Linked DNA regions of Mus musculus: all the other regions are linked to region 1. Evidence: chromatin loops called from intact Hi-C (ENCODE). Cell type or tissue: gastrocnemius. All regions are shown on one strand.

What was found. Hi-C counts contacts between places; a loop is a spot of excess contacts. Peaks named below come from ENCODE experiments on the same cell type or tissue, not always from the same donor. Only the 100,000 strongest peaks of a DNase experiment are listed, where the experiment ranks them.
Region 2: a loop joins it to region 1, with 3 times the contacts of the local background. A loop is called at or near these places in 8 of 42 quality-filtered maps.
Region 3: a loop joins it to region 1, with 7 times the contacts of the local background. A loop is called at or near these places in 8 of 42 quality-filtered maps.

What each region holds. Positions count from the first base shown.
Region 1 is chr10:38,872,970-38,880,969 of GRCm38, reverse strand. No RefSeq gene overlaps it. Among named protein-coding and RNA genes, the nearest start is that of Rfpl4b, 55 kb to the right of the region's middle. In gastrocnemius, a CTCF peak has its summit at 4,909 (motif pointing left); a DNase peak (open chromatin) is centred at 4,904; H3K27ac peaks cover 1,382 bases.
Region 2 is chr10:38,961,685-38,969,684 of GRCm38, reverse strand. It overlaps Lama4 (laminin, alpha 4), which reads right to left and starts at 4,170. Exons shown (of 38, transcript NM_010681.4): 1 at 3,536-4,170. The coding sequence starts at 3,730. In gastrocnemius, CTCF peaks have their summits at 3,568 and 4,078; DNase peaks (open chromatin) are centred at 3,642 and 4,119; H3K4me3 peaks cover 4,765 bases; H3K27ac peaks cover 6,038 bases.
Region 3 is chr10:39,062,864-39,070,863 of GRCm38, reverse strand. Lama4 (laminin, alpha 4) reads right to left here. Exons shown (of 38, transcript NM_010681.4): 16 at 5,144-5,260; 17 at 2,830-3,009; 18 at 770-909. Among named protein-coding and RNA genes, the nearest start is that of Fam229b, 67 kb to the left of the region's middle. In gastrocnemius, CTCF peaks have their summits at 3,683 (motif pointing right) and 5,923 (motif pointing right); DNase peaks (open chromatin) are centred at 3,688 and 5,941.

The DNA.
Region 1 (8,000 bases):
ACCAGTACAGGATGTAAAAAGGGAAGATGCTGTTATCCTGTTATCTGAGCTAAGACACACAACTCACGAATGTGCTGCGTCTCTTGACTTAATGGACTACATGCAGCTGGCTCATTCCTGTTTTCCTAATCATTTTAAAATTCCAGGCCAGAGTCCAGGAAAGGACCTGTCTGCAAAAGCTGACTCAAAGACCCTGAAACCAGGTGTTCTAGATAAGGCCCAGTCACCAATGTTAACTTCCTTGTTTAACCCCTCGTGTCAAAATATGATTGGTCAATGCAGCATCTCACCCCATCCCGCTTGCTTTGTGTTCCCATCCTATAAAAATGTTGTACAGTCTCCTTTTGGGGAGGTGGTTCAGATCCTGAACTGGCTGCCTTCCTGTGTGCTCAGAAAATAACACTTCTATTTTTAAGCTTCCGAGTGAGTAAGTTTCCTCGACTTCTACCCTGAACTCAACATTGTCAAGAGGAAGAGTGTAGACATAAAAAATGAGGAAATGCACCACGGAGCCACAGCAATATACTCAGTAATGGCTTTCTACCAGTGATGATGGGAAATTTCTCTGGGGTACTTTCTACAATTTTTACATATGGGGAATGGCATGTTAATTGCACATCAAGAAGTCAGAGGTTAAGAATACATGTCCAGGGGCTAAAGTTAACTCCATCATTTTCTTTTCCCCACCTTTCCTCCTCTTCCTCCTCCTCCTCTTCCTCCTCCTCTTCCTCTTCCTCCTCCTCTTCCTCCTTCTCCCCCTCCTCTTCCTCCTCCTTCTCCTTCCCCACTTCCTCCTTCTTTTTTTAATATCTGGATTTGAAACTGGATTGATAACTCAGCTGAAGCAAGCCAGCATCCATTCAAAATGAATAGATCAAGAAAGGAAATCAGACCTCTCATCTGGAAAGTAATGGAGACCTTGCACCGAGGCAACATAGCTCATTGTAAAAACAGGGAGGGGTAAGATGGTAACATTTGGCTGTGTTACCACATCTCTCTCTTTTCCCTTTAGACAAAATGGACAGGACTTGGCTCTGGCTCACTTATCAGGTAGGGAAGTTCAACCTCTCAGCAGCACTGAGCAGGTGTTCAGTAAACATCGGCTTGTTTGAATTAGGGATGTTTGAATTTCCTCTAGAGCATCTTTGACCACATAGAGTTTAAAGACCTCATGATCTCAGCCCTCTACCAGCTCTTTTTTTAATTTATTTATTAATATATCTAAGTACACTGTAGTTGTCTTCAGATGCACCAGAAGAGGGCATCAGATCTCATTAAAGATGACTGTGAGCCACCATGTGGTTGCTGGGATTTGAACTCAGGACCTTCGGAAGAGCAGTCAGTACTCTTAACCGCTGAGCCATCTCTCCAGCCCCTCTACCAGCGCTTTGAGAAAAGTCAAAGGCAAAACTTCTCATGCTCAGTAAAACACAGGGTGGCATGAACATGCAGTACTTAGGGATTTAAGTAAGTACTCGGCATCCTGCCTTTGACACGGATCTGCAGATGACCTCACTCAGTTCCATGGATATGACCCAAATACCTCAGTTAATTATGGAATGTTCTTTTTCCCTTAGCTTTTATAGACCCGCCCTAACTTAGAAATAAATGCTTAGTTAAGACAATCTCCAGCTTGGCCCTTCTGAAGGCACAGAAAACTGACTTAAATGTAGGCGCCCAGGGGGTTCCTGATGAAGCCATGTCTCTAAAGTGAAATCCTGCTTTCATATACATGAGGTTGGACTGCAGGGTCACATGAGTTCTGATGTGGACTTTCCCATGGATGGCATCATTTCCGTACCCAGAAAGTTCCAGATTCTGAAGAATTTCAGGTTTCGATGCGGAGATTAGGGCAGCTCAGCTTATATTTGGTATTCCACTCAACATGTTAACTTTATAAACCTTTTGATTTGTGTCAAATCGTATCTCCTTCCAGAAATCTTTGACAAGGACAGGGTTGCGTCCCACTTTTCTGTTCCACGTGTTGGCATTTATTGGTCTCCATGTTGCTTCTCACTCTGAATAGTCACATCCTAGTTTCTGCACCCCATCTGATCTCAACTTCTCACTCTTACCAGACAATGTCCAAGGACAACTGGGTGAGGCCCTGCTGTCTGAAGCAGGCCACAGGCTCTGCAGCAGGCCATCATCAGGTGTGTGTGTGTGTGTATGCACGTGTATGTATGTATGTATGTGTATATATGTGCATGTATGTGTGTAAGCTTTACAAGAGCTCTTTTAATTCACTAGCTATGCACCTCTAGGATCATGACTATCAGAGGGAGGCATGAAGGTGACTTTATTTGTCTTAATCACCTCCAATCCTGCCACAGCCTCATCTGGTTTCATAGTAGATAGATGGATTTAAAAACTGTAAGCAAACCAGTTTGTGCATAAAAGCCAGCCTTAAAGAAGAGACAGCCCCGTGTCTAGTGAATTTCAACGCTTCCAGTGCTCTGCTTAAAATGTAATGCATGTATGTGTATACACCATCTTGGGAAGCCAGTAAGATGTAGATGCTGGTTCTAAGGCCCAGAAGGGCCTTGAGATTCTAAATACCTAACAAGGGCCCAGGTGGTGTCAATCTAAGCAAGTAGTAAGAAAAGCTCATGTGATCTTTAAAATTTCTAAGAGCTAAACATTTAAAAGCAGGCTTATTATTGAAGGCATAGATGAGCACATTGACTCAGGAATTTGTTCCAGGCCGCACCTCTCATTAAAACCTGCTAGGCTTAAGACCGCTTTTCAATCACTATGCTGTTGGAGAGGAGAAAACAGACAAGAAGGAGATTTCATTCAGAAAGTAAAAGGGGCCAGCTCTGTGATGGGCTGGCTTGAAACTAGCTGTTAGGATGGTCCTGGAGTGGCTGGACTGAAGAACTTGGCAGGAGTTTGGAGAGTTTGGGGTTGTGGGGCTGTGGAGATGTTCATTCCAGGAGCTGGCCTGAAGCAAATGTGAGATTCAGAGGTGACCCAAACCCCAAAATCTCATCCTAGGATTGGTAGGATTTGGGAGAGCTCTCTCCCTGCTCTTAGCCTGTGTGCTCGCTCCAGCACACGACCTCGACCTCTACTTCTACCTCTACCATCTTCACCTCTGAAGTAGTCAGTGGCCAGATTACAAATTCAACTTCCTCTCTCCCTTCAACTTCCTCTCTTCGGATAAGAACCTGCCCTCCAGGTTCTTGGAATTCTTCTTTATGTAGATGAAGCATTCCTAGGCCTCCACCCTAGTCAATAATGTATATCCACCTTGGGATTCCCTACCCACTCCCCAAATCTATAACCACCCTTCATCACCCTGAATAAAATTGAGTTGCCTCACTGAAGCAGACCTTAGAAGTCAGTCAACACTTCCGTATTCCCAGCTGTCCTGAACCGGTCCCTTGCCTCTGCCCACTTTGTCCTCAATAACCGGAGGCCACCAGCCCATGGGGCTGGTGGGAAGGATCACTTGGGTCTCTTAAAGGAGCAAAAATGAGCCCCCTGAGCTGGGGGCAGGGGTTGCATTTGCCAAAGCACTAACTAAAGAGCTCTGCAAACCGCATACTCGAATCACCTGGGGATCTTCAAGAATATTGAGGTTCTGGTTAGACCACAGGCCAGAGAAGTTGAACTCTGAGTCTAGGATGCAAACAGCAGTTTTCTTGTTGCTACTCAGGCAATTCCAAACACTGATTACCTGGAGAAACTAGGTCTGCAAGTTCTTTGCTTCCAGTGCTTCCAGGGCAACATGGTTTATTATTAAGAAGAACACAAGGAGCGTTAAGGAGGACATAGTTCAGAATTTGGCAAGCTTTTCCCATACAGAACTAGAGAGTAAATATAGTGTTTTAGGTTTCATAAGACTTGAAGCAAAATTGAGCTTACCAGGTAAATGCTTGTATAGCAGAAAGCAAACAAATTCCACAACTTTTGATGAAAGATCAAACAGTGGTCAGTGAGCAGTTTCATATATAACTTTCATGTCATGAAAACTACATCTATTTTGACTTTTAAAGACCATTTTAAAATATACAGCCTATTCTTACCTTGTAGTTCATACAAAATTAGGCAGTAGGCTAGATTTGGGCTTTGTGGGCTAAAGCTTTTTGGCGTTTGATATAGATAACCATATTACCTCCAATCCAAAGACAAGGCAAGAAATGGACATCTAAGTAAAAAAGTCAACTACCTTACCTAACTTTGAAAAATCACAGTTTTCTCCAAGGACAGTCCGCAGATGTAAATACATGTCAAGACAAGTCTTGTTGGCACCTATATTTTTCACAATTATTTAAAAGTAGCTGACTGAGAATGTCACGCGAAATAGAGACATTCTGACTTAAAATGATGCAAGATGATCTACGGATGTCTTTTAAAAATGCAAAGGAGATTTTGATCAGACATTCAAACATGGTGTTTAACAGATGTGCATTTCCTGAGGCCTTGGGTTGTTAAAGATTCCTTGCTACAGAGTCACCCTTCCTGTGTTTGTAAATTGCACATTTCCACCTAGGGATTATGCGGCAAAAAAACCAAACCAACCCCGCCAAAAGCCAGTTTTATAGAGTGGCTGTTTGTGTTATCAGCAAGATAGTCTGAAGTACTGTAGAGAGGCTGTGAAAGTCACTCTTCCACCCTCAGGTATTCTATGTCTACATTATCCCGAAATATGACATTGAGACTGTCATATAAAATTTCTCATTAAGCAGAAAGCATGGTGAGAAAAACTTTAAAGAAAGCCTTAAGACCTGAAAGTCTAAATATTGCTTTTGTAACTCAGTTATAAAAAAGAAAGGTCAATTGTGCTATTTCTGGGCATGAACATTTTCGATTGGAATCAGAAGTTTCCAGGCAATCAAAGTCTTTTCCCTTTGGAGTTTGTCTGCCTTGAGAATTTGCCAGGCGTTGAAGTGGGCCCTCTGCTGGCAGTTCTATTCATTGCACCTAGATTTGATTTATATTGTTTTCTGACACGTTCTTTGAACCTGCCCATATTTTTAATGTTTTCTGTTATGACTGTACATTTCACATAACAAAGAAAACATAAATTCTACGTTGCCAGCTGTAATGGTTAATAATCCTCCACTCCTGCCCTTTTGAATTGTACTAGAGTGTTGGAACATCTGGCAGTTTCCAATTTCTATGTCAGAGTGGGGTTTTGACCTCTATTTCACTTTCAAATGGGTCTCCTCAGCAGAGTAACTCTGCTTTCTGGATTAATTTTGCCATTCTCACCTTTGACCGTAAATGTGAGTTTTTAACACATGATGCTTGAGAAGGGAATGGTGCAGTTTTCAGAGGAAGCTAGGGCTCTCTTGCTCTTTAACTACTTTTGTTAGCCTTTCCAATCCGGTGACTGCAAATACTCCTCAAATCTTATTCCTCACACATCGAAATTTTTAATTTACATTTGTTACAATGGAGGGCTCATCTGCTCTAACAATCCCAGTCACAAGGTTTAAAAGTAATGACTTTTTTTTTTTTTTTTTTTTTTTTTGTAAGCTGGTTCAGCTCTGGGACCTTGAGGAGGGGCAGGGAACTGTGTTTATTAGGCCTTGTACATGAGCAATTATAAGTGTAAATACGTGAAAACATATGTATCTCATCTAGCTTCCACTCTGCTGTCCACAGCTGCACAGCAGTTTTCATTCCTAAGTTATATTTTTGCCTAGCTCCCCTTTCTAGAGTCAGCAGAGCATCCCCTCCTGGGGCTCTCACCCTTGGAGAGAGCCTTTGAAGCATCTCTGATTCTGAATTTAGTCCTTTTACTTTCTGTCTTTTCAATCCTCATGACCACTGTATAGATTGATAGCTCCTCGTCTCTGGAAGAATGCACCAGCATTTTAAACCCTGTTATAATAATAACTGTTCAACTCTGTTATAGCCCTAGTATGTGCTTAGTGTGTTCTCATCATTTCAGTCTTCCTAAAGATGATTTTTAAAATCACATTCCTGTTCTTGTAATGCTTCTCCCAGGGCTCACAAATTCAGGGAGCACCTTCGAACTCTGCCTTGAACCCTCCAACCCAATGGCCAAATCTTAACAAGGCTTATTCCCACCAGTCCAGCCTACTCTTTGCCCTCTCTTCTTTCCATATCTAGTTTACAGCTCTATTGCAGGGCTTTTTAAATATGCTCCTTGTCTGATATGTGTGCTTTCTCTCTCTTTATACAAAGTTAACTCCAATTTAATCACTAGTGTCTACATAATTTATTTAACAATCTAGTCAACATTGAGAGTTACATGTCCAGCATTCATCATTAATAGTATCAAGCATTGTATTTTGTTGTTTTTAATTTGCACTGACTTGATTTGTATTTAATTGGTATGCATTCTCTTGAGTACCCTTGATTGCTCCTTCACTACCTTTTGCCTCACTCACAAGACTATATGTTTCTGATGATAAAACCATAGCATATTCCATACTATGGTGCACCATAGATAACTCATGTCTCTCTTCTGTAAAATGGAGATAATGGTGTCTTTCTATGTCATTTGACACAGGGCTAAGAGGAAATAATGTGAAGAACTTCTTTAAAGCTTTCAAACTAGTTCATTACCATTATTATGGCAATGACATAGAATGTTTTTCCCACCCTGAACACATGGGTCTGGAATTCCTTTATGAAGACTAAGTGGATCATGGAAGGGGACAGCTATCATTTCCACCACCTCTTATCTCCAGTCACATCAGACCAGCCAAAGCTCAAGGCAGAGATCAGAACTCCAGTTCAATTTGCATATCCAGACATTGGCTGCATTCCTTTTATTTCATATAAAGACCCTTAAGGTTAGTCTTTACCTCTTGTATATCCTCTTGCAACTTGGAGTAAAAGATGAATATTGCTTGTCAATTGTGAACAAAGGTATCCTAATAGTTTAATAGAATGCTGTGTCCTTATTTATTTTATTTTTTTTTAGAACTCTCTGTTGCACAGAAGTGGACGCTCACAGTGAGCTATTGAATGTATCACAGGGCCCCCAATGGAGGAGCTAGAGAAAGTACCCAAGGAGCTAAAGGGATCTGCAACTCTATAGGTGTAACAACATTATGAACTAACCAGTACCCCGGAGCTCTTGACTCTAGCTGCATATGTATCAAAAGATGGCCTAGTCGGCCATCAACAGAAAGAGAGGCCCATTGGGCTTGCAAACTTCATATGCCCCAGTACAGGGGAATGCCAGGGCCAAAAAGTGAGAGTGGGTGGGTAGGGGAGTTGGGGGGGGGTATGGGGGACTTTTGGGATAGCATTGGAAATGTAAATGAGGAAAATACCTAATAAAAATATTTAAAAAAAAAGAACTCTGTTGCATTAAATGCCAGTCAAAGATTTGTGATATAAAGTTTCAAGAACAGGGGAAGCTTTCATGAATGGATCACAAAGGAGAGATGTGAATTTATTTTATTTTTTGAAGGTTGGGAAAATATAAGCTAAGTATTTGGCAACTATTTTGCTATCCCTAATATTAAAAACATTGACTGATATTGAAAAGAATACCAAGTCAAAATTTGAGTAAGCCCCAGAAGGCCCCCAAACAACATTTGACAAAATCCAACACCCATACATGATAAAAAGTCTTGGAAAGTCAGGAATTCGAGGCCCACACCTAAACATAATAAAAACAATATACAGTAAACCAATAGCCAACATCAAATAAATGGAGAGAAACTTGAAGCAATTCCACTAAAATCAGGGACTAGACAAGGCTGCTCGCTTTCTCCCTACCTATTCAATATAGTACTTGAAGTCCTAGCCAGAGCAATTAGACAACAAAAGGAGATCAAGGGAATAAAATTGGAAAGGAAGAACTTAAAATATCACTATTTGTAGATGATATGATAGTACATATAAGTGACCCTAAAAATTCCACCAGAGAACTCCTAAACCTGATAATCAGCTTCAGTGCAGTAGCTGGATATAAAATTAACTCAAACAAATCAGTGGCCTTTCTATAAACAAAGGATAAACAGGCTGAGAAAGAAATTAGGGAAACAACACCTTTCACAATAGTC
Region 2 (8,000 bases), 89 kb before region 1:
TCTCTTTCCCCAAGGATACTCTGATACTGATTCCCTGGTGTCACTCTCTCTCCATTCCTTCTTTCCCTCTGGTTCCCTGTACTTCTGTGTTAGTCACGAAAACTTTAGCTGGATTCTGATCATTTCAACAAAATCCATACATGAAGATTGCCCTGCCTGTGTTTCATTATTTTTAGAAATTGCATCAGTCCTATAGTGAAGCAGAGAAAGTTCTGAGCCAACATATTACCCAAAACATACACATACTCACACATACACACACTCACACACACTCTCATAACACATACACACGTTTGCACACACACACACACACACACACACACACACACACACACACACACACACCTTAAACTTAGTTATTACTTGCTACAGTATACTTGACAAAGTGAGTAGCCTCTCTTTCTTTAAAGTCTTGTCAGGATACTGAAGGTTCCTTCTGAAACTCCTAGTCTCCCTCTTGCCTGCCCTTGCCTACTAAAAATCGCTGCTGTCACCATGTGCTCAGCAGGAGTGGACTCAGTAAATTGCTTGTCAAGAAGCAGGAGGTAGGAAAATCTTCAAGTAAGATGTAGAGTTCTCTTTGGGCGTGTCTCTTTCACATTCTTTCCATCCTATGGGAAAGTCTTTCCAAAGGTGGGCCCTTCCTTCCTGGCCTGCCAGCCTTGTCTGTCCTTTCATTGTGTTAAATTTTCATTCACATTTGCTCCCAGCTCACACTGAGCACTACTGTGGGTCAGAGACCCTGCCTCCTTAGGACAAGCATCCAGTGACAGGGGAACTGGGGGAAAAGCATTAGGGGATTTCTGCCAAGCTCCTCCCACTGACCCGTGCTTGCCTTTTTTTTTTTTTTCTTCCTTCTTTTGGAGAGTTGGTTGAAGAGTGACCATTCATATAAATCCAACTCAAATAAAGTGGAAATATTTTTAGCGTACCCTCCCACCCACATTTTGAACCCCTCCTATGAATAATGTGACCGTATTCTGGTTTATGTAAATACGGTTTCCTGACCCAACCCAGTAAAGTAGTTGTGCCATGTTATTAAGTCTCTGGAATCTATTTGATTTAAGATCTGCTTACTGGCTATAAAGAGCATGGGAAACCTGCTGGCAGGGCACTGGGATCATCCTGGGACCACAGGCAAGCTGGGCGTTATGTGAAACCACCCTTGGGAAGCGTAAATGTGGCGTTCCACCCTGGCTACTGGGATCCTCCCTGGGATGACCGGTATCTTCTCTCTCTTCCCTAAATTCCTCAACTAGTACACATGGTAAACGATGACGGTACTGCACAGTTAACCTACTATGGGACAGTCTTTCTGACTGGAAGAATACAGACAAACATAGATCCAATATTAACAAACATTAAGTAAGATAGAAGCATAAAAGTCTCTGAGAAATAGCACCAAATATGGATTAAAAAAAATAATGTAACCCATTTATGGTAATAACTCAGCATGTTCAATCACTTCTACCTATGTCAGACACTGTAATACGTTTGCCACGGCAACAACATAAAGTTTAAAATAGCTGTCAATAATTTCCCTAAGCCTTGAGCGTTTAGTTTTGTTTCTTTCATCAGCAAGTTGGGTAAAGTCAAGATGCTTGCGCTTTAAGCATGTTTAGCAAGTCTGCCCTCTAAAATGCTTTGCTAACGTTGCCCTGGACATATGCTTGTATGAGAAATTGCTCATAGTCTCAATATTAACTTTAAGGTCCTCTAACATTCAAATAATTATTATGAGTTGCAAATACAGAAAAAAAATCACTATGCATGATATGATCATCTCTTTAGATTTAACATATTCAAACACAGGATGCCTAGATAAGTTGAATTAAGATGAATATTGAAAAAAATCTAGCATACAGTTGGGACACGATAAAAAATTATTTATTGTTTATCTGCAATTCAAGTTTAATTGAATTATACTCAATATCAATTCTGTCCTTATGGCAAGCATTTCATTCAGGGACTTTCCCTGCTGGAAGCAACAGGTGTGGAGATAATGTTGCCTGGGTGTGTTCCAAGCATGCAGAGAGGCAATTCCTCTCCATTGATGGATGGAGTTTGGCTGCTCTGACCTGTCCCCAGTGACTGGGTGTGATCAGAAGCCCCTTTCAAAAAAGAGCCTTAGGTAGACCCTATGCACTGAAACGAGAGACTGGTACACTCTGGTTCTACCCACCTGCCTCCCTTTTGAGGAAGCACCACTAGGACTTTTACTTAAGGATCATCTTGCATTTTATTTTTAATCAACAATAACAGCTGTAGTTATATTACCAGAAGGTAGAATTAGGAGCAACAGTTGAGACTTCAGTGACTTTTAGCAACTTGCATCACTACTTTAGCTGTATGATTGCTATAGACATGGATATATTAGTGTGGGCATGTGTGTGTGCTGTGTGTGTATATGCTGTGTGTATATGTTATGAGTGTGTGGTGTGTGTATGTGTGTGCTGTGTAGTATATGGAGTGGTGTATATGTGTGTGGTGTGAGTGTGGTATGCGTGTGTGGTGTGTATGTATATTTGTGTGTTATATGTTTGCTGTGTGTATGTGTGTTGTATGGTATGTGGTGTGCATGTGTGTGCTGTGTGGTATGTGGAGTGGTGTGTATGTGTGTATGTTGTGTGAGTGTGGTGTGTGTGTGTGTGGTATGTATATTTGTGTGTGTTATATGTTTGCTGTGTGTATGTGTGTTGTATGGTATGTGGTGTGTGTGTTGTACATGTGTGGTGTTAGGTCAGTTGATCTTTCCTTTCCCATGAACTTAGGTGACTTCATTTTCCTCCTCCTTCGCATCCCCCACAGCCTGGACATGCTACTGTAATCCAGGCGCAGAGGCTCTTAAATCACTTACTGTGGACCCATCCTTCTCCTCCAATGTCTACAGTTCAGCCATTTCTCAACTGAAAAGTCTCTTGATATATAAAAACAGTAGCTCACTGAATAAACCTTAGACCAGTAGTATATCCTGATCAGCTTTACTTTGGGAGTGGAGCTTGACTTAATCTTGCTTCTGGATTAGAATGGTCTGCTTTTGTTTAAGGTATCTGCCCTGAAATTTTCTAACAGCTTCCTTCACAGACAACCCCCACCCCCAGCACCCCAGCCTTGCAGAAGACCTTTTGTTTAGTTTGAGACAGGATAGGTCTTTTTAGTGATATTGCTCTCATTGTTCAAACAGCAAAGAGGAGCAGGGAGACAGAGAGGGGGCACTTACAGTAAGTGCCAAGGTTTGACAAAATGGCTATTGGAACACACCAAAAGACCACCACTGCATACTGCATACATTTCTCATGTAGTCTAACAGACCCACGCAGACATGAAGGGTACTCTCACTGGAAGCCTCAACTTTCAACTGACGTCCAAGTCAAACTTTCAAAACAGAGCCCTTTATTTCAACTGAGGAGACCTAGCCCAGATGAAAGCCTAGGTTATCAAACAGATGGGGAGAGAGAAAGAGGATTGTGGCCCAGCCCATAGACACGGTAGACACAGGTGTGGAGCGGGTTGGCAAAGGCAGGGGGTACTGTACCTCAGCAGCAGGCGGCAGGCGTCCCAGTGTCACGCCTGAGTCGCTAGTCTCCGATGGGTCTTGCCTGCCGACCACTGCGCTCCCCTCGATGTCAAAAGGAAACGCATTGCCGTCCCCTGACGCTGCGTTGGAGCAGACAGCACACCAGAGGAGCCACAGGGCCAGGACTGAGCACCAAGCTGTGCTCCAACCCATCTCTCTGCAGATATTCAACAGGGCCCTTCCTGGAGTGAAGGACCTGGAGGTCTTGGTGGGTACCCCCTAAGAGATGCAGTGATGCCTGGTGTTTTGTCTTCTCTGGACCTGCGGTATTTAGATCCAGGAGCCCAAGTTGCAACTTTGTTGTATTAAAGAAGAGGGAGTGAGAGTCAGCGTGGTCTCTTCTCTCTCTCCTGCTTGTCTTTCGCTTCCATCCACCTCTCTCACTTTGTCTCCGGTCTCCCGCCGCTCCTGAGACTTGGGTTCTGGGACTTACAGATGGATGGAGCTAGCGCCCTGTGAACATCAAAAGGCAGGGGAGCAGACTGGCATGAGCGAGGCGAGCGCTCCTGGCCACCTCCTCTCCCTGGCGGCTGGGACTGAGGTCGGCGCGGCTCTGGCTTCCTTCCCACACTCATTCTCACCACTCCCTTTCCACCTTCCCCTTCCAGGCCCTCCCACTTCAAGTTGGCTTTCAGACCCCGAGGTCAGGCCTTTCCTAGACGCCGCCTCCCCCTCCCCCTCCCCCTCGCAGTTTGGAGTCTCTCCAAGGACTCGAAATGAATATTCAGCGTTCCTGATTGCTTCCCCACATCCCTTATTTACGCAGCCAAGGCGCCGGATGTCTGATCTATATTTATATAGATTTGTATGTGGCCCCCACTAGTGTACAGGAAAGTGGGTGGAAAAAGGATTCCAGGGGCGGGAGGGAACCTGAGGTAGATGACCTCAGGAGCCAGAGGCATGGTGTCCATTTCTGGATGCGTTCTCCTCTCCTTTTCTAGGGATAGCCTGTGGCTCTTCACTGGCCACTCCTCTTCCTCTGTGGAGTCCTCACCCAGAGGGCTGGAGAGAATATCTTTCACTACAGTACTAGAAAATGACTTCATTATTGAAATGCATGAACTTTTATTTACAAAGAACATCTTGTTTTCCCTAAAGAGGTGCTTTGTGAAGGACCCAGAACAAGGCATGCAGTGTATGAGCCTGTCGAATATGCGACCCACAGCTCATAGTAGCCCGACCTCTTCCTCTTGGCCTGCAATCTCATGCCTACAACATTTGTCTGAATCATGCAACCTTTCCAAGGCTTCCATAGAACTCAGGCTGCAGTTACGCTGGGCTGCCCTTGAGCTGACTAGTATCCACTGCCAGTGATAGGTGCCTTTATTTCCATGGGCTTCAGGTCAGAGCTTTAGGTATCTCTGGAGGGAAGGCCCCAAAGTGCTTAAAAATGATCAGATGAGCAAGATAGCCATATAATGACACTCAGGCCAGTTTTAAGGTATTGGGAATTATAATTACACAGTAAGGCAACTCTGTGAACATTATCATGAGCCCCATTTCACCGAATGGGCTGTTGGCTCTAAAGCTATACACATAAGCAACTGTTTATTCTCTACCATGTGCCAGCCACTTTCCACACATTTGTAAACACCACAGCATTCTCGCATAGTAGGGCTTTTATTTCCTTGCTGTGGAAGAAGAATGAGCGATTCCCCAGGGCCACCCAGCTGATAGAAAGCTGAATTGAAGCTTAAATATGAGCCTTCTTGGCCTGAAGCTCTGATTCAAGTTTGTAACACCAAAACTGATAAGATAAAGCCTGAGCTGGGACATAGAGATAGTGGGGGTGGGGGTGGGGGGTAGGTGGTCTCTTTCACTTTTGGAGTGCTTTCTATGCACCAACAGTTTGCATGAGTTATTTTATTTAATTTCATGCCGATAGCTAAGTGGTCATTGTCACATGCATTTGGCAATGGTGGAGTAGTCTGGTATTATAGTAATGATGCCAAGACACTGGACCTGTGTGCTGGGTGTGGATTATCCCAACACCCCTTCCACGTCCCCTGTTAGACCACTTAACTCCTTTCTACACCTGCCAATATGTGCAACAGACTTGAGCCGCTCATGTCCTTAATTAATCTGTTGTCAATAAAGCTCTTTTGGCAAAACAAACAATAACAAAATAAACAAAACAAGCAATAATGAAATAAATGCCTCCAGTGCTGTATTGGCTTCTATGGGTGCTGGAAATGAGTGTGTGCCTGGTCAGAGTAAGATTCTTGATTTTAAATAATAAAATGAGGTGACATGAAAGAGCTAGTGTCAGAGGAAGTAGAAAGGGTTCTCACAGATTGTTTAAAGACTAACAATAATATGACAAGGAACCGTTGAACTAAGTTGTCATATTTTCCCCCATAGAAATTGGCTAGCATGCGAATTAAGGGAAAGACATGAAGTGTGCATTTGACTTGGATGATTCTTTAAGTGATTTCTACTGAGGGAGAAGGTGGCCAGATTCTGAGGAGGAATAGCAGCGCTCAGCATCCTGTTACACTCTCTAACTTTATAACTTTAAATAATTATATTATCATTATTTATCATATGCATGCATGTGCACACACACACACACACACACACACACACACACACACACACACACACACACAGAGCCTGGCTTCAGATACTGAGTGCTTTAGCAAACCAGACTGTTCACATTTGCTTTTGAAAGAACTCAACTTACTCTTCCTTAGTTATCAGCTGTTTCTACAATTGTTCTTTAACCAGGGATGTTCTCTTTCTGCCCTGCCATTAGTATTCATGTTCTACAGTGCTTAGCACTGGGAATTGGGTGTATTTATCTGGTTCCTATAAACTTTTTTTTATATTAAGTATATGCTCTGTTTTTCCCCCTCTTATCTATTATTGTTTTTTTTGCCAAATGATAAGATATATAGATACAAATACACACACATACATATACACATATGTGCATATATACACACATATACTCACAGGTTTTTGTGTGAAACTTAACAGAGTTCATCTTGGGCCTGTTTATAAGTAGTTCTAAGAGTTTGACACAAAACTCAGTCTTTCATAAAAGTCAGTTTTACCCCCTGTAAAATGGGAATACTCATGCCCCTTTCACTGAGTTAATAGGAGTAACAAATAATGTAAATAAAACAATACGCACTGACATATATAAAGTACGTGCTTAGTAAAGACAACTTAATTATGCAATGTTTTGAAGTTGTATGAATAGAACGGCACTTCCTACAGAGGGAAAACAGCCGTGTTTATATATCCTGTGGCTTGGGAGACCTCCTGCTTGCTATGATCAGCCATTTCCCTTTCTGGCTACTCCCAGCCTCCTCTCTCCCATCCTAGCTTTTCACTGAGGATGCCACAGATCTTAGGTTGGGCAGTTAGGGAGTGAGAGAGCATAGAGGGATATTTTATAGTAAGCTAGAGGGCATTAGGGTAAAGGGTACCCCTTCTTTACCACAGGGGCACTCAGACCTTTAAAAGTCTTAATGTTGATGGCTTTCTTTCTATTAGAAGTAAAATTGGGGAACATTTTCAGTGTGTGGCTACTTTCCCCTTTTCCCTTTCCTATGATTGTTGAGGAGGGCTCACCAAGTATCTTCAGGATCCTATCCATGTTTTCTGAGGAGGAGGCTCCTACCTTCCCCAAGATCAACAAGGACATTTGAAATGGCTTGGAGGCTAAATGGCTTGTCTAAGGACACCAAATCAGTTAGCATTAAGTGAGAGCCTGTTTCTTTCCACTTCCAGATGAACAGACTTTCCATGTCTAGTAAAGCTAATTTTAGTTTTGGCAACAGTAGACCTGGGGGGCTTTAAGGCTTTATCAAAGGAAAGTTCTGGAATTCCCTTATAAGAACCTGTGGAGTTATCAGCAGATAAAGATCAAGGCTGCCTGCCTCTGCAGCAGCGCTGTGCTGTTGGGCCTGTCCTCAGCATCCAGGGATCTCACCAGCCTGTTGTTAACACGTCCTGCCTGCCCTTCTGCAAATAGAAAGTTGTGTCAGCTGCTATTTTGGGTTTGTAGGTGCTAATCTTGGCATAACTAGATGGAGGATTGTTGTGGGGACTGTGTACTAGTGACAATAACTTCACAGTGGTATTGGCCAGGGAAAGGAGTGTAAGCTGGGTTGCCTCCCCCTGATCTCCCCAAGTCTCTCTCTCTCTGCCTCTCTCTCTCTCTCCTCCCTCTCTCCTGACCCCCAAGAATCCTCCTATTTCCTAATCATGGTTAACTGTGATGAAAGTTCAGACTGTATGAGGCAGACCAACAGCAAGAAAGCTAGGAGATGGAGGAGATTGAGGAGGGAGATGGAGGAGGGAGGTCTTTAAGGGTTGGTTCTCCTCTTATTAGGTTGTCCAGGCTGTAGATGGTAAGTCATATTGAATACAATTCCTTTTCTATCCTGGCTTTTTTTTGGATTCAAGCATACAT
Region 3 (8,000 bases), 190 kb before region 1:
AATAACAACAAATTAAAAGAGAGGCCCAAGCACGAGTCCTCTTCTGGCACATGGGGATGTTAACTGGGTAAGGATCTGCTCTGACAATGCTGACTCCAGGTGTCTCATTGCCCAGTGACCTCTGTAACAGAACCTAAGATGCTCACCTTTGCTTAGTTTCTTCCACTTGTGATTCATTGGTTAAGTTTGCAGAGCAATCAATAAAACTTTCACATACTATGTGTTGTACCAGAGAAGTTTTGCAGGTGGACAGATGGGCAAGACTATTCCGTATGTTAACTGTAGTAACACAGCCATTAAAAATGAGCAATTCTAACATTGAGTCTTTTGATTGATGCTTAAATGGATTTCTGTTTATGAGCTTTTCTGACTAGAACTTTGTGGTTAATTCTGGCTGCACATCAGGATAACTATGTGACTTAAAAGGTGATGAATGCTGAACCTTCCTTGGTTTACTTTTTAAAAGAAGATTTCTTTATTTGTATGTTTCCTGAGATATAATCTTGCCATGAAGCCCAGTGGCTGGGAACTTGCTGTGTAGATGAAGCTGGCCTGCAACTTGCTGTGGTCTCTTCTTCCCTTTGCCTCCTTGTGCTTGGACTATAGTCATATGCCACCAGGCCCTACAGGTTTACTGTCCAAAGCATCTCACGTGGTTCTAGTAACTAACATAATAGGAAGGTGCCAGGCCTCAGGAGCTGCTGAGGGGCTAGAGCTCAGCATCATTTCCCATCATCCCCAGGAGCTGATGATACGTCTCACCACATACCTTGCTTGCGACACTCCTGGTTTGAGCAATGAGCTCTCGGATCCTCTGGATGCTGGCAGAAATGTTGCTTGCAGGCCGCTTCTGCTCCACAGTACGAAGCTGATCCAGAAGCTGGGGGACAACCTCGGTGAGGTTTCTCACTGCAATAAGGAAAGTGGGTCACTTGAATATTTAATTCTATTTTAAAAACCAAGTGAGGTCCGGCAAACATGTTACCGCTGGTAGATCTATGGACATCATTTTTAACCTTACAAAATGAATAGCAGAGCTCAAGGCATAATCCATTCTGTTCTTTTCTGTGACATTTAGAGCACATATTGATTCATAAGTGGAATGTGGTGTGTGCTGACTTGCAGTGAACATTCTAAAGGGCAGGCTCCATGACCAACATACAGATGTTCTTTTAATCTTATAGCTTAGGCTCCACATGTTTATAATACAGACTGATACAACAGGTGAAAAGGATTTTACTGATATATATGGCTGCGGCTGCTGTTACAGCAGAGATGGAGTTAACAGAGGAAACCAGGAGCTTGAAGTCAAAGCTGTCTTTGCCATAGAGAGAGGGCAGCTTTGCCATAGAGATAGGGCAGCTTTGCCGCCTCTGATGAGGACCCAGGCAAGGGGACATGGCAAGCAAGACTCTTCTGCTGATGGAAAGATATACAACACAGACTTCTCACCCTCTTCACATAGACTCTAAAGTCTCTTATATTATGGTGTGTTGTTTAATTTACTTTGTTTTAAATCACCAAATACTGTTTGAGAAAAAACACAGTAGCTTGAGACAATTTCATTCGGTGCTAGCTTGGTGCTTATTACAACATGGTGGTTTGAATAGGAATGGCCCTCATAGACTCATCTGTTTAGTTCTTGGCAGAGAGGAAGTGGTGCTATTAGGAGGTGTGGACTTGTTGGAGGAAGTGTGCCACTGTGGAGGTGGGCTTTGAGGTGGCCTATGCTCAAGTTTTACCCAGTGTGAGCCTTAGCTCCTTTTCCATCACCAAGTCTACTTGTGTGCTGCCATACTTTCTTCCATGATGATAATGGACTAAACCTCTGAACCTGTAAGCTAGCAGCAATTAAATGTTTTCCTTTATAAGAGTTACCTTGGTCATGGTGTCTCTTCACAGCAATAGAAACCCTAACTAAGACAGAGAACTCAATAGTACAAATGAAAGAAGATGAAAATAATTGTAAAACAGAGAAAAAAATGCAAACACTGAATAACACATAGACCAGTCCCCCACCCCAGAAACACCAGCTATGGATTCATGACTATTGTGAATTGAGAGGTGTTCTGTAAAGCTACCCTGGAGAATAGTTTGTAGAGAATAACTAGCAATGCCAATCACAATTTGTCATGACAGTGGTAGACACTGATATCCAAGAGATTATGAAGATTCTGAGTAAAAATGTGAGCATGGAAAAAAGAAATTCTCTGTTATTATGTGATTTTAAACTACATATACCAAACTACATTAGGTAGACATTAATAGATATCATTTTCATTGCTAAAAAATTGTATATGTGAATTGGCCAAGACACATAGTTGATATTTGTTGGTAATAATCTGATTCACTCAGGCAAACAGAAAGCGAATGTGAGTTAGTGAGAAGATCAATACCATTTACTAGATATTTTTTCTTCTAAAGTAAGACAGTATTTTGCTGAAGTTATTTAACATTTGATTAAACTTATGTGCTAAAAGATCAGCCTTACATTGGTAAGGATATTTGCTACCATTATAAATGCTGCCATATAATAATAATAAAACCCACTTCATCAATTTAACTACGGTATTACTTCTACCAATGCACCTATCTGTTAATTTATGTATATATCATGTAGGTACATACATAAGTGTCTAGAATCCAGATAAATTTATACTCTAGGTAAATACAGATGAGCAGAGTAAAATACTTCTCTTTTTCTAAAGTAATTTCTACAGCTTTCTAACCTGAAAGGCAAATAGCACACCCTGTATCTTATCAAAAACTGTGCAGAGTTTAATGACCAATTCTTCAGGCAGGCAAGATGGTAAAGCTTTCGAGAGGTACCTGCGTCCCGAGCAGAGTCCACTGCAGTGTTATATGCAGATGAGTCAAAGGTCTGCAGGTTCTGGGACCAGTTGCTGAGGTTGTTAGCCATTGGTGTGGTAACCTGTTGGACAGCCGCTGTCGTCTTGTTAGCTTCCTCAATGAAGAGCTTGGACTGGCCCAGGCGCTGGTGGGCGTCCCCTGCACACAGAGTAGAGGGATGTTCCCTTTACTGGAGAGCATGGATGGATCTCATTGCAAACACTGGGGTCAAATGGACCTCAAATTTTGGGCTGTGAAAGGAGACTAAGACGTTTAAATATATGATGACTGTGTTATAAGTTATATGAACTGGAATATGATAAACAGCATTGATATGAGTTGGTAAGACCCTACAGTCCTGATAATACAAAAATGATTACCTAAAATGTTTTAAAATTAAGAAGTAAATTGCAAAACCAAACCAATAACAACAGTCAGCAGCAACAAACAAGAAACCTTAGTATTTATTTAGGTTAGTAATCTGGTTTGAAAGTGACAGAAAATGCATACAAAGTTTCAGCTTCTGTGTTGTTCACGTCTGAACTTCACCATAAAAGCCTCTTCCTTCTATGGAAAAGTAATTTCTTGTGGAAGAAGTTTTGCCATAAAAAATGATGCTACATTTAGAACAGAAGTAAATTACTAAGAAAAGGTTTTTCTTTTCAAAAGAAAAACATGGTTCAGAAAAGCTTTAATGTTAAGATCCAAGTTTCACTAACAAATTATTACATATTTGGATGGGGTTTCCCAGAACCCACATGAGGTCAGAAGTGGTAGTGCACATTTGCAAGCCAGTGGCATAGCAAATTGGCAAGCCTACAGAAGTATCCCTAGAAGCTTGTGAACCAGCAGGGGGCAGCAGAGATTACCACAAGTCTGAGGCCAGTATAGCTAGGGGACATAGGAAGTTCTAGGCCAGCCATGGCTACATGACCAGGCCCCTACCTCACAGAAACAATAAAACAGCCAAGTGTAGTGAGGCATAGCTGTAATCTCAGTCTTGAGGTACAGGCAGGGGGATCAAGGCAAGTTCAAGGCCAACCTGGTGACCTTAACATGGTGAGTTCCGGGAACTTGAGACCTTGTTTTGAACTGTGCAGACCAGTACCTGAGGTTGTTCCTTGACTTTCAAAGTGTACAGTGGAGCCATGATCTATGATATATGCGCTCTCTCTCTCTCTCTCTCTCTCTCTCTCTCTCTCTCTCTCACACACACACAGAGGCATACATTGTATACACAGATAAAGCTTACTGCACATTTAAAATAAAGATAATGTAAATTTACAACTATAAATTTTTTCTAGATGATGGGATTATAGGTGATTTTTTTCTTCTTTTATTCCACTCTCTAATGTGGGTTTTCACATTTTTTTCTATAAGGGTAATTCACTACTTTTGTAATAAAAATACTTAGTTGATATTTCTAACTTCAAGTTTTTAAAGTGAAGAAACATTTTGTTTAATCCTCTGTGCTCCGGATCTGGCTGGACATTGGTTTGAATCCTGGATTTCCCTCCTATCAGCTGCACCCGTTGGAGAAAGGTTCTCAGCCTCAGCAAACCTCAGGATTCTCTTCATCTGGAAGGCAAACTGTGACTCTGGTCTCCACAACACAGACCCAGCAAACCCCAGTCATCTCTAGCTCCGATTAGGCTTTTCAGCACATGCACACTCTCCTGGTCAGGGCTCCTGGCCTCCGAGGCCAGCTCATGTCAGCACAACACAACACCCATATCCAGCAGCCAGCGGCACCCAGGAAGGCACATCTGCGTCCAGTCACAGCCTTTCAAGACACCTTGACTCAGGTCCCAAAACAGGCAAGAGAAACACTCTTGTTTCTCTACTTGGCACACTGATCTCCTTGCTTATTTGATAAGAACAACTTGACATCTAACAGAAGGATGCTGTTTACAGTGGGGGGCCAGAGTAATCTAATGACCAAATTAGGGCATACTGCAAGCAAGGAATAACATTCAGAAGAGAGGCAACCAAGCAGTATGAACAGCACGATCCTACTCAAACACATGCAGGCATATGCACGCGGCACAGAGCAAAGATGGAAAGAAAATTCTTCATTTAATGCTCATCTCTGGGTGATATGGTTGTAGCTTTATTTCTGAGGGTAGTTCTTGGATAGTAATGAACTTTTTTCTTTTTTGGTCAGGAGAGAACAAACACCCTAAGATGAGTAGGGAGCTGATGACAAAGGAGTCACCTAATCTCCCCCCCCCCCCACAAGGCTGTTTTACACCAGTGGACAAACACACAGGATCTTGAAGCTCTGGATCCTTACCTCTCTCTGCTGCCTGTAGTTGCTTAACAGCATCATTCAGTCTGTCTCTGAGGGCGCCCTTCCTCCACAGGGCTCCACCCACACGCCTGCTGGTGTCAGCCACTGCTTCATCATTGCCTGCAGAGAAGAAGCAGAGGAAAGTACCAGGTGGTCCATGATGCCTGAAGGAAGCTTCCACCTCGGCAGTGTGACCTCTGACTTGTATAGTGGATATGGAATACTCTAGCACTGTAGAAACAGATGGTCTGTTCTGGTAAAAGGAGTTCAGAATAAGAGGTTCAGGATAGCTGAAAACTACTGACACTGGTTGGGAGTGACTTAGGATGTCACGATGCTAATTTTTTTGAGAAACAGAGCAAAGCTGTGACTAATATTATCTAGGAGCACAAATGATAAATTAAAAAAAATTCTATTTACATGATGATACATGGTTATAAGAGAATCTGACTATGTCCCTGCAGTTCTCTCAATAAAATTTTTATATGTCATGTACCTAAGACATGGCACAGATTATATATGCACAGCTTGGTGAATTTTTACACAGTGAACACAAAATACAGCCACATGGACACCATCAAGACAGAATGGTATGAGCACTCGCCAGGCTCCTGTGGACTCTGCATGGTTAGCCAGAGATCACCACTGTTTGGAGTTCAGTCTCTGTCTGCCATTATCTAGCTTTGAGGATTTATTTTATTTTTATTTATGTGTATATGTTTGTGTCTCTGTGGGGTATGTGTACGGTACTGCATATGCTCACAGAGGCCAGCAGAGGGCATCGGCTCCCCTGGAGCTCCTTAGAGATTGTGAGCCACCAGAGGGCGACAAGCTGGCATTCTCTGCAAGAGCAGTTTGTCCTCTCACCTGATGACCCATCTTTCCAGCTTCTTCACTTTGGAAAGATTTATTTTATTTTTAACTACATGTGTGTGTGTGTGTGTGTGTGTGTGTGTGTGTGTGTGTGTGTGCTGGAGGGTATGTGCGTGTGAGTGAAAATATTGTGTGGTTTTAAATTTGGTGTGTCCCCCCAATGACATGACAAAGTACTATGATTTTTTATATATTTGTTTTGATATCTATAAAGTCATAAGTCTTGATATCTTTTTTTCATTTTCATTAGCATCTTCCAATTGCAAAAAAAACCAATGGATTTCATTGTGACATTGCATACATGTATGTAACATCCCTTGATCATCTTCAATCCCATATTATCATGTCCTGACCTCCTCACTGTTCCCTTCCTCTACCCCCAGTCCTTCTTCCTTTCATGTGTCGTCTCTAGCATTTTGCTTGTCTTTGATTAATTATCATATATATTATTATAAATATCATCATTCATTAATGTATCATACTTATAGCTGTACAAACGCAACCACTCAGTCTATTTAGTGTTACTCACATGTGTTATCATTTAGACACTTTGCTCTTACTTTTCAAGACTGGCTACTGGAATTTTCTCTCTCTTCTTGAGGAAATTCCAGAATTAGGTCTATCTATATATCCACAGTATTACAGTGTTTCAACTAGCATTGTATTGCACCTATAGATACATGGTGTAGAATTGTCTATTTTAGAGTTGAGTCCTTCATTAAATATGGTGTCTATTGATCTTTTAAACTTTTACTTAAATATTTTATCTGTATTTTAAACATATTTATTGCACAAAATACTGGGTTCTACTATTGAGCATCTTTATTGTCTTTTAGTAGTATGCTCTAGTTTTATATGTACCATTCTTATTGAATTCTATTAATTTTTCACCTAGGTATTTGATGCTACTGAAAACTGTTATTTTTAAATGCTAATTTCCAGCTTTTTTTTAAAAAAAAAACTAAGCTAGGTATTTATGTATAGAATTAGTAATGCGTATAACCTGTCTTTGTTTGCAGTCTCATTGGAAAAGCCTTTTAATATTTTATCATGAATGTGTTTGCTGAATATTACTTGATTATTCTTTATTAGATTATGGAAATTTTCTCCTGTTCTCTGTTTACTAAGAGTTTAAAAAATATTGGATTTGTGTTGTTTTATTAATGAAGTGAAGTGGGTAGGAATGTTGTGATCTGGGAGGAGTTGGAGAAGGGGAAGACTATTATATACACACACACACATATATATATATACATATATATATACATATATATATATACATACATATATATGATATATATCCTATAGATACATGTTGTAGAATTGTCCATTTTACATTTTACATATAGAGAAAGTATATAAAAAAGATTTCCCGTGAATAGCGACATGAGCATATGAATTTTCTCCTACAGCTTGTAAATATGGTGGGCTGCGATACTTTAAATATTAAATTACCTTTGAAATCCTGTTATAAATTTATGTTTTTCACCATATGCTACCACTTCTATACATGGTGTATTTGATTTGCTAAAATTTATTTATTTATTTATTTTTGAGCTGGGATCATATTCTCTAGTCTAAGCTGGTCTTGGCTTTGTAGTCAACCTCCTGCCTCAGTAGCCTCCTGAATGCTGAGATTACAGGCATGAACCACCATACCTGGCTGATTAGGATTTTTGTGTCTGTAAGAGAATCTGGCTTGCATTTCCCCCTTTTCTATGCCCTACTGAGGTTTTGATATTTACATTTTGTTGGCTTTTATAGGAAAATCTGGAGCATATTTCTTTTACTATTTCATATTTCTCTAAGTGTTTGTATAAAAGTGATGACCTTTCTTCTATAAAATTTTGAAAGAATTCCTGGGAGCCTGGAGGCATCTTCCTGGGAGAGCTAAATGCCCAAGTTAACTGACCTGGGTCAGCTACTTTCTGTGTATCATTTGTGAAAGGATCTGGGTTTTGTTTGTTTTGTTTTTGTTTTTGTTTTT